Linked DNA regions of Homo sapiens: region 2 is linked to region 1. A link is a loop called in an ENCODE intact Hi-C map of the cell type or tissue named here. Cell type or tissue: stomach. All regions are shown on one strand.

Region 1 (8,000 bases):
AGTTAAAAACCATCATCTAGGTTTAGGGCAAGGAACTCAGGTACTAGAAGATTAAGGGGAAACTCCACATCTGTCTCCCAGTCTCCTGTGGTCTATTATGTTGGGGGACCCCAAATACGCACACACAAATTTACAGCCCACTCATCTTACAGACATGGAATACCTTGGTTGGGGTGGGAGATGGGGAGGAATTATATCTTGTTGTTTTTAGTCTCCATGTCAATACTTCAACTTCCAGATGGGTTTGTTCATTTCTAAAGCAGTCATCTTACGTTCTCAATGGTGTTGCCAGTACTAAAGGCATTTCTGGAACACCTCTTTTTGAAACTGCCTTCAAATTGCAAAGCATAATTTTTTCAAATATTTACAACTGTAGCAAAGGTATGTCTTTTGAGTGTGAATTTTCATTTCAGAAACCATTCAGTTATGTTTGGAGTCATATGTGGTGAATAAGGTAGGGAACCCAAAGGTAAGATACTATGTGGCCCCTAAACAGGCTATCATTGAAAGCAACATGGCTGACTTCTTTGTGTATTTCTGAAAAACATCCCTAAAAAGGAACACCAGGAAGGCTTTATGATCTGGCTACAGCTTCTGAAAATAAAGGGAGCCTCTTAATCAGACCAACTTTAAAGATTAGCACTTGATACAAATGAAAAACATCTTGGCATAAGGGAAAGAGCAACTCATTTGAAGCCCAAGAAACCTGAGTTGGAATCCCATCTCCACCACTTTTCATCTGCAGGAGACCTGGAAGATTAGCTTAACATATCTGAAAACTTGGTGTCCTCACCTGTAAACTGTTTTCAATAATTGTCACCTTGCAGGATTGCTAGGAAAAAATGGATATACTGTGTGTAAAGCATCCAGCTCAGTTATTGGTCATAGCATACATTCAAAAAATGGTAAATATTACCATTACTGTTATGGCTAAGTCTCTCTAAAACTACCTGTAGTTTGCAGTTATAGGTTTTATGTTTGTGTGGGGTTTTTTTTTTGTAGTAACTAACCTTAGAGACAACAGTTATGTTTTTATTAGACTCATGTCTCCATGAAAGCAGAGGCTTTTGGCAAATATGTGAGATGTGCAAAAGCAAAGTGGATTTCTTGACAATTCCCTTCTCCCTTCCCTTTTTTATCTGCTTCTCCTTCTCCATAGCTTTGCATACCATTTAGTTTCTTAATGATTAGCATGTGCTCCATTTAGAATGAGCTTCTTTGTTTTTCAGGTGAGACTACAGCCAGAACTTAGCTGCTTTGCCCAAGACCACACACCCAAGTTTGATAATCCTAAATGCATCATCAATGTTGTCTAATTCCAAATTAAGTGATCTTGCCATTTTTTCACCCACTGCCTTTCCTACCAAGGTATTTCAGGGATCTAACATTCATTGAGTGTCTACTTTGTACACTTAACCAAAGCCATTCCATTCTCACACCCACAACCCTAAAAAGGTAGATATGATCACTATTCTTACTTTACAAAGGAAAAGGCTGACATTCAGAAAAGGCAAGCAATTTGCCCAATGACACACACTGGCCACGTTAGATGATATATTTGTCCAAACAGAAAAGCCTTCAGAGTCACAGGAATCAAAATATGAAGGTGGGATAACATCTATTCCCCCCATCCCCAACAATGACTGCCCAGCTCCAGGTGCATGGAGTATGCAGTCTTGGGTTCCTGCCAGGAAGGCCTCCCTTTCAGCCTTTTCCAGAACCAGATCTCAAGTCATAACTGGAGGGGAAAGAGCCACTGAATAATATGGGGACCCCAATGTTAGTCAGAAAGTCTAAAGCCTGAACTCTTTTAGAGAGGGTTTGTTCCCCTAAGTTACTCTGTGACATCAGGACCAGATACTCCATCCCCAGCATCCAGATGCCTGATGTCAGAGGCACCAACATTTTTAAGAACAAAATGATCAAGGATTAGGTGCACCACTCTGATTGTTTGGCCTTTGGCCTGCTCTTCATTAAAACAAGAGTTTGGACTAGAATTTCCTCCAGCTCTAACATGGAAGAAATAATGCCGCCACGTGTAGGGTGTCAGGAGATAGGGACTCTGAAATCAGACAGGTCTATTTAGGAAAGTTTACTTTGCTATCTTCTGGCCTTATGATTTAAGGGGAGCGACTTATTTTACAAGCCTCAGTTTCCTCGTCTGTATCAGAGAGATTACGTGAACCAATGCACACATAGCAATGGCTAGCACATAATAAGCACTTTAAACATGTTAACCAATGTACTTTTTCTATTAAAATTTAAGGAACACTCAAGGATACATTTACTACAAAAAGTCTCTCCTGCTGCCTCGATATAGCAGAATTTTTCTTTCCTACCTGATTTCTAGTTTCACTAGTGGACCACAGTGCTTTGGTGCTGCTTCTGAGAGGCACAGAATAAATGTCACACTTGCCTGGCAATGACTCTCCCACTCGAAACAGTTGATCCCACTGCACATCTCAATTAGATTAAGTTTCTGTAAACACTGCTCCCCTCACCCAGGCATGGTGGCTCATGTCTGTAATCCCAACATTTTGGGAGGCCGAGGCAGGGGAATCATTTGGGCCCAGGAGTTCGAGGCCAGCCTAAGCAACATAGTGAGACCCTTTCGCTACAAAAAATAGGAAAAATTAGCTGGGCATGGTGGCATGCACCTACAGTCCCAGCTACTTGGAAGACTCAGCCCTGGGGAGGTCAAGATTTCAGTGAGCTGTGATCGCACCACTACACTCCAGCAAGGCGACAGAGTGATAGCCTGTCTCAAAAACAATCAAGAGGCTGGGCGCGGTGGCTCACGCCTATAATCCCAGCACTTTGGGAGGCCGAGGCATGTGGATCATGAGGTCAGGATTTTGAGACCAGCATGACCAATGTGGTGAAACCCCGTCTCTATCAAAAATACAAAAAAAAAAAATTAGTCAGGCGTGGTGGCACGTGCCTGTAATCCCAGCTACGCAGGAGGGCTGAGGCAGGAGAATCACTTCAACCCGGGAGGCGGAGGTTTCAGTGAGCCAAGATCACACCACTGCACTCCAGCCTGGGTGACAGAGTGAGACTCCGTCTCAAAACAAACAAGAAAATAAAAAAACCCCACACTGGCCCCCTCATGGCACTCTTGCTTCAAATCTTTCAACCTTTTCTGTTTGGCTTTTGGAGCCTTCCACTGTCTGGCTTTTTCCTCTCTCTAAATCCTATCAATTGTGACATATCCAGTTCAATTTCTACCCCACTTTAAGGCCTTTTCAAGCTTTTGTTGGACTTATCTATGAATTCATATGATACTTAGCATCAATGCCATAATTGCTGCCTTGCTCTTGCTCACCTTAAACAGAATAGTAAACACCCCCATGCTAGATCTTGAAGATTTTTACAGATAGGGACAATGTCCTATAAGCCTATATACCCTTCTACCAGTCAGTACAGAACTGAGCACACAGAAAACAAGCAATATAGATTTCATTGATTGAGTAATTGGTTGTTTTTCCCTCTCTGGCCTCGGTGATTTCATATGTAAAATGACAGGACTGTGACAAGGACTGGAAGATCTTCCTCCAGCCTTGAGGCTCGATGGAGCTGTGATTAAAAGCCCCAAACTTTTATCAGAAAAAGATAATAAATTTTAGCCACTGGTGAAAATTGAAAGGATCATGTTCTGAGCTGCAACGTTGTTGATTTCATAATATTTCCCATCCCTCTGGAAACTCCAGAAAACTAAGTTACTATTCCCCCTTCCACCGAAAGTAAGAAAAATCAGAACCACTGAGATGAAACATCACACCACCCAGTTGGGAAGGTAACCTCAGGAAGTTTCTCCAGAATTCAGTACAAACATTTCAGATTTAATACTTTGCTAATGGGACATTATTGTGTTTCACACAATGAGTGGTGTAATGATGAATTACAGCTGCGGGACTGACTGCCCTCTGCTCAAACCCTTTCAGAAGGAGTACTGTGGGGCCTCCTTCTGGTCACAATGTAGGATATTGGAATTCATTCCTAGAGTTTGAGGACACCTGTTGAGACAGAGAGAAAGAGAGAGAGAGAGACAGAGAGAGGAGGAGAGAGAAAGAGAGAGAAGGAAAGAGAGAGAAACAGAGAGACAGAAGGAGAGAGAAAAACAGGAGAGAGAGAAAGAAAAAGAAAGAAAGGAAAAGAAAGAAAGAAAAGAAATGGAAAGAAAGAAGAGAAAGAGGAATGGAGGCAGACACCTTCCATCTGCAGTGCCCCAAGCGCTTATCATTGGTTTGGACACAGAGCAAGCATAAGTGTTTATTAAGACTTGGCCACTGAGGGCAGAGAGAAGTGAACTGGAGATGGGAATGGAGGGCAAGATGCAGGAGGTGCAGCAGGGCAAAGAAAATTAACTTCTCCCTTTCTTAAATTTAGCCCCAAGAGGGCTCCACTAACTTAAACCTATTTCAGTCTTATGAGAAATTTCTATTTCATTCTAATCATGACAGACCACTATACAAACTCAAATTGAGGGACTGCCTACAAAACACCTGACCACTAAAATGTCAAGGTCATGGAAAACAAGAAAAGACCGAGGAGCTGTCACAGACTGGAGACATGATGTGACTAAGATGATAAATACCATGGGGAATCCTGAATGGATCCTGGAAAAACTGATGAAATCTGAATAACTTTTATAGTTTGGTTAATAATATTGTATCAAGATTAATGCGTCACATTTGATAAATATTTTCTGGTTATATAAGATAAGGTTTCCTTCTAGACCCTCTCTTTCCTGTCAGCTTCTACATTCCTCTGAGAGCTCAACAGTGACTCTTAGAGGCCTCTAGCCGCAATAACAGCAAATCAGTTCAGCAATCTGAAAGAATGAGCCATTTGGACCTGCATTTTCCAAATTATTGAAACAAACTCTTTTGGCAGGCACTATTTTTAGAAAAGTAGTATTCATTTCTCTGCCATCTTATAAAGAGCATGGAAATCACCACTTAATTCTTCATTGTCCATACCTATTAGTATAAACATCTGCTTTTGGGCCAAGTGCAATGTCTCACACCTGCAATCCCAGCACTTTGGGAGGCTGAGGTGGAGGATCACTTAAGACCAGAAGTTCATCCTCAGATGCCCATCCAGAGAAGGGGAGCTGGTGCTATTCAATGGGCTCCAGATGGAAATGTGCCTGAGCTGCAGACTTCAGGGGAATACTTGAATAAGTTCAGTGAATTTTTGTCCTTCTCTTCATAGAAAGCTTGACTTGCTTTGTCATGTTTCCACGTGTAACCAAAGCCAGATGAAGAAATACAGACACTCTACCATACAAACTCTGTAACCTACACATCCAAATTGAGTAAAACCAAAGACTGCAGCTGGGGCCGCCAAGAAGCTGCAGGAAGAAGTAAGCAAGCAGGACCTCAGCAGGCAAATTTACTGGGGTCAGGAGCACAGGCTTGAGATAGGGCATCCCCAGCCCCCACCCCACTAAAAGACACCAGGTCCAGGAGATCTTAGGGCTATGCTTCTCAGCACCACGTGGTTGGCTCAACTCCTTTGCCCTGGCTGCAATGCCACCACATTACTGGCCCACATCCATGTGACGCTAAGGCAGAAAGATGGAATGTAAAGGGTATGGGATTTGGATACAGACAGACCTGGATTTGCGTTTTAACTCTTCCATGTATGCGCTGCTGCGCTTTATGCAAGTTACTGAACAGCTCTGTGCCTCGGTCTCCTCATTAACATGAAGATGATAGTGCTACTCTGCCACAGGGTTATTGTGAGGATTAAAGATAAGGCACACAAAGCTCTCAATAACAGTGCGTAGGACATAGTAGTCATGGCAACCAATAAATGGTAGCTGTTTTTCTCTGTTCTGTGTGAAAAAAGCTGGACACAAAAGGTCACATATTGTATGATTTCATTTATATGAAATGTCCAGAACAGATAAATCCATAGAGACAGAAAGTAGATTAGTGGTTGCCAAGGGCTGAGTGGAGGGTGACTGCTAATGGATACAGAGTTTCTTTTAGGGGTGATGAAAATGTTCTAAAATTAGACAGTGGTGATGGCTGTGCAACATAGTGGACATACAAAAATCACTGAATTGTACAAAGTATACAGTTGTAAATTTTATGGCGATGTGTATTATTTCTTAATCAAATAATAATTAAAATGATTAACAAGGTAAGTTTTATGGTATGTGAATTACGTCTTAACTAGAATTTTTAAATGACCTATACTTGTTTGTGAATATGAATAGAAATAAATATTTCTAAAATGTGGATAATAGTAGTACCTGACTCATAGGGTTTTTGTGAAAATGAGTTGATTTTTAAAAAATATTTAGACTAATGCTGACACACTATAAAAGCTCAATAAATGTCAGTTATAATTATTACTGTTATTGTCATTGTCATGGTCATCATCATTTTCATCACAGGGAGCATAGTTTAATAGTCAAGATCAATGGGGTTTGAGTTAAACAGACCTGGTTTAAAATCTGATTTCATACTTGGCAGTATATATTATAATAATTAATGATGTAGCTACTGGCTTCAGACTATCTTCATCAAAATCCTCACTCCACCATTTACCATTTGATTTTAGGCAAGTCTTCATCTTCAACCCCTCTGTGCCTCAGTTTCTTCATCTGTAAAATGGGGGTGATAATAGTTCATACCTAATGTCATGCCATGAAAATCGATTGATGTATCCATTAGAATGCTGATATGATTTGGCTCTGTGTCCCCACCCAAATCTCAAGTTGAATTGTAATTCCCAGTATTGGGGAGGGACCTGGTGGGAGGTGATTAGATCATGGGGGCGGATTTCCCCCTTGCTGTTCTCTTGATAGTGAGTTCTCATGAGATCTGATGGTTTAAAAGCGTGTAGTGCTTCCCCCTTCGCTCTCTGTTCCTCCTGCTCTGCCATGTGAAGAAGGTGCTTGCTTCTCCTTCAACTTCTGCCATGATTGTAAGCTTCCTGAGGCCTTCCCAGCCATGCTTCCTGTCCAGCCTGTGGAACTGTGAGTTCATTAAACCTCTTTTCTTCATAAATTACCCAGTCTCAGGTAGTTCTTTATAGCAGTGTGGGAACAGACTAATACAGGTGCTTTTGGCTTCAGGTTTCAGAAACCTGGCTCAATTCGTCTGAAACCAAATAGGAAAAAAAGAAGGGATAGGAAAGAGAAAATAATTAATTGAGAAAACACAATACAAATCAAGAAGGGAAGGAGAAAGAAAAAGAAAGGAGAGAGAAAGACAGAGAAGGGTTTAGAGAGGTTTATTTTCAGTAGCCATTAGTTTTGGGATGCTTCCCAGAGACTTCTCTGCCCAAATTTTCTTCCTGGGTTTCTAAGATTATTCTTCTTATGTTTTTAGTATAAACTGCTTCAAACTCTTTTGGTAATAGGCAGGCACTAAATAAAACAATACTACCTTGCCTTATAGGCTTGTTGTTATCTCTGCTCTCTAGGAGTATAAATCTCATGGAGAAGACTGTGCAAAAAAAATTTTTTTTTTTGAGACAGAGTTTCACTCTTGTTGCCCAGGCTGGAGTGCAATGGTGCAATCTTGGCTCACTGCAACCTCCACCTCCTGGGTTCAAGCGATTCTCCTGCTTCAGCCTCCCAAGTAGCTAGGACTATAGGCATGCACCACCATGCCCGGCTAATTTTTATTTTTAGTAGAGACAGGGTTTCGCCATTTTGCATAGACTGGTCTCAAACTCCTGCTTCAGCCTCCCGAGTAGCTGGGATTACAGGCGCCCGCCACCACACCCAGCTAATTTTTTTTGTATTTTTAGTAGAGACAGGGTTTCATCATGTTGGCCAGGCTGGTATCGAACTCCTGACCTCAGGTGAGCCGCCCGCCTCAGCCTCCCAAAGTGTTGGGATTACAGGCGTGAGCCACTGCGGCTGGCACAAAATATTTTAACAATGTAACATTTCTGCCCAGTCAATGGGATCATTCGGAAAGGCATTTTGCTTCTTTTTTCTTTTTTAAGCAACAGGGTCTTGCTCTGTCATCCAG
Region 2 (8,000 bases), 480 kb after region 1:
GCCCCTGCAGAAGGACGGGAGAGGCTGGCTCCTTGCCAGATATGGGATCCAAGCTGCCTGCCCACTCACTGGTGACCTCTATCTGGGCTTCTGTCCCGGCCTCCCCCAGGGACTCAGTCACCCCAGCTATCACCCTATTCATGTGCAAAGAGCTGGTGTCCTTGCCCATCCCTTTCTCAGGATCCCCAATGAACTGACCCTCTGTACCCAGAACCACAGGGCCGTCACATCCTGAGCCCTCTGCCCATGGGAGCCACACATCTCCCATCGTGGCTACCACAGAACGGGCCCCGGAGAGGATTTCTGGAGGCGATTCCTTGGGGCTGTCCCCTTCTGGGCTGGAGGGTGTGACAGAGAGCCCCTCTTCACCCTCCCCTTCATCATCAGGGTCTTCGGTGTCCTTGATGAGCTCCACGCCACGCCCCAGCCGGGCATAGTGCAGCGTGATCTCCTCAGCCAGGGCGCTGTTCAGGGCCCGCTCAGGGCCAGGCCACTTCAAGATCAGGTCGCGGTCCGTCAGTATGCCCAGGGGATGGCTGGGGGACATCCCTCCATCTGTGGAGCCCTCCCCACCACCCCCTGCCCCACCCGCAGCCACAGCAGCCCGTAGGCGGCTCAGGTGAGACAGGTAGAGCTGCTCCAGCTCCTGGTCGATGGTGTCCTCACCGAGCAGCTCCTCTGACCCACTCACAGCCTCCAGCCCCCCTCCATTCTCACTCGATACTCCCCATGTGGCCTCTGCCTGCTGCTGACTGGGCTCCAGGAAAGGCCCGGTGGCCCCCTCGCTCGCATCGGGCCCTGAGGCCTGGTCTCTGGGGGAGCCACCCAGGCCACAGAGAGGGGAGGAGGGGGGAATCCTGATGGCCGGTGCCTGGAGGACCTCTGTAAAAGCCACAGGTGGACTGCTTCTGGGGACATCACCTTCTTCTGCGGGGTTGCCAGTCATCGGAACGTCAGAAACCTGGAGCCATGGCCGGGGCAAGGGGGCAGAGAAAAAGCAAGGGAATGAAGCAGAGGAGGGGATGGAACAAGCAGAGACAGTAAGAAGTGTGACAGCCCACAGCCAGCCCCACAGGGGTTTCTATATAAAAATGCCTTAAAGCGCCCTCTGTCACTGTCTAGACTCCAAAGACTGTCATCTATGGTAAAATAACACAATTGGATGCAGTAAAACAGGGCTTCTTGCAGATTATAAAGCTGAGGAATTCGGTGGGTGTGAATATTTGGTGAATGATCATCACTAAATACTGCTGGCTTACCTTCAAAACAGAGCCAGTTAAAATAACTAAAAGTGTAAGTAGCCAGGCACAGTGGCTCTCACCTGTAATCCAAGCACTTTAGGAAGCCAAGGCGGGCGGATCACATGAAACTAGGAGTTCGAGACCAGCCTGGCCAACATGGTGAAACCCCGTCTCTACCAAAAATACAAAAATTAGCTGGGCGTGGTGTTGTGCGCCTGTAATCTCAAGAGGCTGAGGCAGGAGAATCACTTGAACCCAGAGGGCAGAGATTGCAGTGAGCCGAGACTGTGCCACTGCACTGCAGCCTGGGCGACAGAGACTTTGTCTCAAAAAAAAAAAAATAAAGAGTGTAAGTGGATTGTTTGTAACACACAGGATAAATGCTTGAGGAGATGCATACCTCATTCTCCATGATGTGATTATTACACAATGCATGCCTATATCAAAACATCTCCATAAATATATACACTTACTATGTCCCCTCAAAAATTAAAAATTAAAAAAATTTTAAAAAAAATAAAATGCAAAAAAATCCCAAAACATAGCCAGGATGTCCATATGAACCCATGATGTATCATCTTCTCTTTAAAAAACAATTATTTCCTAGCTCCATCTTTTGAAAGGGCCTAGAAACAATGACCAATCTAGTAGCAGCAAGCATGCCGAGCCCCCAAATCTTGGCCTTTGAATGCCACTCTCCACTGAAAGGAATCAGTGCTCCTTAAAGAAATAGCTGTTTCTGGCCAGGCTCAGTGGCTCACGCCTGTAATCCCAGCACTTTGGGAGGCCAAGGCAGGTGGATCACCAGGCAGGTCAGGAGTTCAAGACCAGCCTGGCCAACATGGTGAAACCCCATCTCTGCAAAAATACAAAAATCAGCCGGGTGTGGTGGCATGTGCCTGTAATCCCAGCTACTCAAGAGGCTGAGACAGGAGAATTGCTTGAACCCAGAAGGCAGAGGTTGCAGTGAACCGAGATTGTGCCACTGCACTCCAGCCTGGGCGACAGAGAAAGACTCTGACTCAAAAAAAAAAAAAAAAAAAAGAAAGAAAAAGAAAAAAGAAAGAAAGAGAGAGAGAGAGGAAAGAAAGGAAAGAAAAATAAAGTAAAAGAAAAGAAAGAAAGAGAGAGACAAAGGAAAGGAAAGAAAGAAAGGAAAGGTAAGGAAAGAAAGGAAAGGAAAGAAAAGAAAGAAAAAGAAAAAGAAAATAAAGAAAAGAAAAGCAAGAAAGAAATGGCTGTTTCCAGGCTTGGGGCAGGGAGAGTACAGGATGAACCTAGCACATATTGTCATGGAAGATGTGAGAAAGGCTCACAGAATGATGAGGGCGTGTCAAAAGGACAGAGTAGCCCATCTCAATAAGCTCCTACTAGCCAGGGATAGTTCAATTTAAGCATCAAAAAAAGCAAACAAATAAGTGCAATGGATTGAAACTCATTCAAATATGTTTAGAATTCATGAGTTCATAATGACACAAAACCAAAAATCCTTTTATTGGTCACCTTTGTAGTAGTACTTCTCTGAAAACTGGTAAATAAAATGGAAAAAATTAAATATTTACACTGCTTTTTCTGCACAAACTATATCTCAAAGTAGCCAAATAGCTGGTGTGGGACAGTTTTTCTTTAGAGAAGAATTCTAGCTAATAAAGGAAGTGGGAATAATAGAATTAAATAGAGTTAATTCTAGTTAATTTAATAATAAAAGATTAAATACATTCGTTTAATACAATTTGATAAATTAAATAAATTTAATAAGATTACATTAATTAATATAATTAATAAATTAATAAAAATGGAGTAAGAAATGTATTTCCACCTGGATGTAATCAGCCAGACCCAGACTGGAAAATTCTACAGGACAAGCAAAGTTTCTTCAACCAACAAATTGCAAAGAAACAAAGTGGGGGAGATTTTAAAAATCTAAAGAGACACATCAATCAAATGCAACATGTCAACTTTGTTTGGATCCTAAACACTTATGAGAGAAGAAAACTTGAACACTGACCAAATACTTGATGATACTGAGGAATTACCGTTTATTTTCTAAGGTGTGATGATAGTATTGTGGGGTTAAGAATTCTTAATTTTCTGGCCAGACGTGATGGCTCACACCTGTAATCCCAGCACTTTGGGAGGCCAAGGCAACGGATCCCGTCTCTACTAAAAATACAAAAATTAGCTGGATGTACTTGCTTGAACCCAGGAGGCAGAGGTTGCAGTAAGCTGAGATCACACCACTGCACTCCAGCCTAGGTGACAGAGTGAGACTCTGTCTCAAAAAAAAAAACAAAAAAGAGTTCTTAATTTTCTGAGATACAAACAGAAGTATTTATGGATGGGATGATGTCTGGATGTCTTCCAAAATAATTCCAGAGGGAATGGGAGGGAGGAGACGGGGTACAGATAAAATAAGAATGAGCACGTGTTGATATTTACTGAAGCTGGGGGATGGTGTACGTAGGTTCATTATACTATTTTACTTTTGTATGTTTGAAACTTTTTGTAATTAAAAAGTTCACACACACACACACACACACACACACACCCTCCAAAATGTCTCTACCTCCCCTACCTACCATCACTCTCGCCTGGACCACTGCAGTGGCCTCCCCTTCACGAGTCGCCTGTTTCCACCCTTACTCTGACGTCTATTTTCCAAGCAGCAGCCAGAGGGAGCCTGTTAAATCCTAAATCAGATTACATCCCTCCTCCGTCCACAATGCTCTTGCGGCTCCCCCTCACTCGGAGTAAAAGCCAAAGTCTTCACCATGGCCTGTGAGGCACCACCCAATCTGTCCTCAGCCACCTCTCTCCCTCACCCCGCACCACTCTCCCCCTCCCTCGTTCTGCCCCTGCTGCGCTGGCTTCTACACTGTCCCTCACACACGTTAGTCATGGCCTCACCTCAGGAACTTCACACTCGCCTGGGATGTTCTTCCCTTAGTTATCCACGTGGCTCACTCTCTCACCTTCCTCAGATCTTCGCTCAGATCTCACTAATCACTAAAGCCTTCCCAGGCCACCCAATCTAAAGTTGCAACCGACCCCCGCCCACAACACACACACACACACACACACACACACACACACACACACACACACACACAGAGTCTCTCACCCACTCCCTATTCCTTTCTATTTTTCCTTATCACTCATCATCACCTAAAGTACCATATATTCTATTACTTTATCATGTCTCACCCTACTAACACATAAGCCCCCTCAAAGAGCGTTTTTGCATGTTTGTAACAGTGCTTAGCACAGAACAAGCACTCCATAAATTTTTGCTAAATTAACAAATGACATTTCTACAAGCCCAGCTGAGTAACTGCATTCTCCCCCTCCCCCATCAGGTTCTGAGTTTTGTGCCCTCCCTCCAACCCAGGGAGGACCCAGAGCTAGTGGGCCCCACCACCCAGCCCAGCAATAGTCACACTGTGAGCCTCCTATTGGGCTGTCTACTCCAAGGCTGCAAGGACCCACTTACCTGAAGTGTCATCTGGGGCCATGGACGGAGAGGGGTGGGGGCTACCAGTGGACCCACTGACTCCTGGACATCAGGATGCTCTGCTAGAGGGAAGAGAAAGGCAGCATTGGGCAAGACAGGCATACAAGTAGGTATGGTTTTGTTAAGAAAATCTGCCATCCTAGCCAACTGGCAGTTTTGCCTCTGAAGCTTTCTGTGACAATCTAAAGCAGAGGGTACCCCTTCATTTTTTTTTTGAGATAGGGTCTCGATGTGTCACCAAGGCTGGGGTGCAGTGGCACAATCATGACTCACTGCAGCATCAACCTCCCAGGCTCAAATGATCCTCCCAGCTCAGCCTCCCGAGTAGCAGGGACTACGGATGCATGCCAGCATGCCCGTCTTTTTTTTTTTTTTTTAAGAGATGAGGTCTCACTATGTTGCCCAGGCTCATCTCGAACTCCTGGCCTCAAGCAATCCTCCTGCCTCAGCCTCCCAAAGTGCTGGGATTACAGGCATGAGCCACTGAGCCCAGCCTTTTTCATTTTTATAGAAAGAAAAACAGTAGGAAGAAAGACATGGTAAATACAAGCTAAAACTTCCGAAGCTTGCCAATTGCTTACCCATGGCAAAGGTGTTATCATCCATGTTCTTCGTCTTCAGTTCCTCCTCGGCAGGCCTGCAGGGCAGAGGAGAGAGTACATGGATCTAATAATACCCTGAGAGGTCACTTCTGCCACCCACTGGCACCTTCTGAGCCTCTGTGCTAGCCCACCTTCACCTGACAGCTGCTGTTTTCTCTTCTGCTGCCTTTGTTTATCCCCTCATCCTAAAAGTCCTACAGCCTCATTATAGAAAATTCGCAAAATACAGGAAAGTCTAAAGAAGCAAGAAAAACAATCACACATCAGCCAGAGACAACTACTGTTACCATTCTGGAAAATTTCCTTCCAGATATTCTACGAAATCATTTAGATTCTACAGACATAATTTCACAGCTAGCTTTGTCCATTTAACAGTAAGAAACATCATTATACACTTTTGCAAACATTTCAAATGGCTGCTTAATACTCATATCATACCATTCCCTTCCTACTGAGCAGCTAAGTTCTTTCATTTAGAGGTTGCAAAGCAAACCAGCAAACAGCATTGGGCATAGTTTTATCGACACTTGTATCATTTCTTTAGGATACATTCCTGGCTATGGAAAGAGAAAAGATAGAAGAACCCATCTTTTCGGCTGGGCGTGGTGGCTTACACCTGTAATTCCAGCACTTTGGGAGGCCGAGGCAGGGAGACCACTTGAGGTTAGGAGTTCAAGACCAGCCTGGGCAACATGATGAAACCCTGTCTCTACTAAAAATACAAAAAATTAGCTGGGCATGGCGGTGCACGCCCATAGTCCCAACTACTTGGGAGGCCGAGGCAGGAGAATCATTTGAACCTGGGAGGCGGAGGTTGCAGTGAGCCAAGATCGCGCCATTGCACTCCAGCCTAGGGGACAAGAGTGAAACTCAGTCTCAAAAAAAAAAAAAGGGCCAGACGCGGTGGCTCACATCTGTAATCCCAACAGTTTGGGAGGCCGAGGCAGGTGGATCACCTGAGGTCAGGAATTCAAGACCAGCCTGGCCAACATGGTGAAACTCCGTCTCTACTAAAAATATAAAAATTAGCTGGGCGTGGTGGTGGGCGCCTGTAATCCCAACTACCTGGGAGGCTGAGGCAGGAAAATCGCTTGAACCCAAGAGGTAGAGATTGCAGTGAGCCGAAATCACACCACTGCACTCCAGCCTGGGCGACAGAGTGAGAGATTATCTCACAAAAACAAAACAAAACAAAACAAAACAAAAACACCTTTTCTAAGAAATGGCAGGTAGACAAGACTGTGAGGCAGAGGAAGGAATGCAAATGGAGACTGGGAGGGAGGTCACAGAGGCCTGGGTCCCTATGCTAACCCTCTCGTCCCCGTATCAGCCTGGCAGGTCGCTTCACCTCCTCACTCATAAAACAGAGCCCCGGGGAGTCAGGATGTGCACTAAGCACAGGGCAGTCAAGAGGAATGAGGATGGACAGCCAGAAATCAGGGCCTGACACACAGCTGGGATTGAATCAACTGTAGATATTTATGGGTCTTGCTCCTCCTTCACCAGGCCAGTCAGATCCCTGAGTGGCATAAGCCGAGTGCATTTCAGGTGGGTCCTCCCAGGGGTGGCATCTCATCATGGAGAAGTCACTGTTCTTATTCTGAAAATGAGTATCAAGTGTCTACAGATTAAGGTAAATGAGGGAAGCATTGACTAAAACCTGAGAGGAGCTGGGGCGAATGCCCACACCTTTTTCTTCCTAAGAGGCAATGTGACATTCTTGATACTTCTGACAATGGTTGAAAAATTTTTTTTTTTGAGATGGAGTCTCGTTCTGTCGCCAGGCTGGAGTGCAATAGCATGATCTCGGCTCACTGCAACCTCTGCCTCCCAGGTTCAAGTGATTCTCCTGCCTCAGCCTCTCAAGTATCAGGGATTACAGGTACCCACCATCACAGCCAGCTAATTTTTGTATTTTTAATAGAGACGGGGTTTCGCCATGTTGGCCAGGCTGGTCTCAAACTCCTGACCTCAGGTGATCCACCCTCCTCGGCCTCCCAATGTGCTGGGGTTACAGGCATGAGCCACCGTGCCCGGCCTGGTTGAAACTTTTTGAAAACCCATAACCAATTACCTTCACAGAAACGAGTATCACCATCTGACCCATACATAGTACCTACTATGGCATTACACACTGTTCTAAGTGCTTCACATTTTTTTAAAGAAGTTTTTGGGGTTTTTTGGTTTTTGTTTTTGTTTTTTTGTATTTTGTTTTTAGAGATGGGGTCTTCCTACGTTGACCAGGCTGGTCGTGAACTCCTGGACTCAAGCGATCCTCCCATCTCAGCCTCCCGAAGTCCTAGTACTACAGGCATGAGCCACGGTGCCTGGGCAACATGTGTTAATTCAATCCTCACAATCACCCTATGAGACAGGTACTTGTAATCCTCTGAAGCAGGCAGTACTATTGTCTCCATTTTACAGAGGATAAAACAGAGGCTGAGTAAATGGCTCAAGGTCATACACTTCACATCACAACCCAGGCCTTTTGGCTCTTACCCAGTCAGCTGCTGCTTCTTGGATGAGGGAGACTGGGGTCTTACCCAACCCATCTCCATCCTTTCTAGAAGTAGATAGAGGGAGGCATCAATACTAGACAAGATCCCTCCCTCCTCCTTCATGCAGGCTTTTCTTTGGACCTGCCTT

The links. Peaks named below come from ENCODE experiments on the same cell type or tissue, not always from the same donor. Only the 100,000 strongest peaks of a DNase experiment are listed, where the experiment ranks them.
Region 2: it touches region 1 in a loop (5-fold over the local background); 41 of 110 quality-filtered maps call a loop at or near these places.

Annotation. Positions count from the first base shown.
Region 1 is chrX:49,758,468-49,766,467 of GRCh38, reverse strand. No RefSeq gene overlaps it. Among named protein-coding and RNA genes, the nearest start is that of PAGE1, 66 kb to the right of the region's middle. In stomach, a CTCF peak has its summit at 4,779; no DNase peak of the experiment used is centred here; H3K27ac peaks cover 274 bases.
Region 2 is chrX:49,278,795-49,286,794 of GRCh38, reverse strand. It overlaps PPP1R3F (protein phosphatase 1 regulatory subunit 3F), which reads right to left. Exons shown (of 4, transcript NM_033215.5): 2 at 5,334-5,389; 3 at 4,732-4,814; 4 at 1-961. Among named protein-coding and RNA genes, the nearest start is that of PPP1R3F, 13 kb to the right of the region's middle. In stomach, no CTCF peak of the experiment used is centred here; a DNase peak (open chromatin) is centred at 3,944.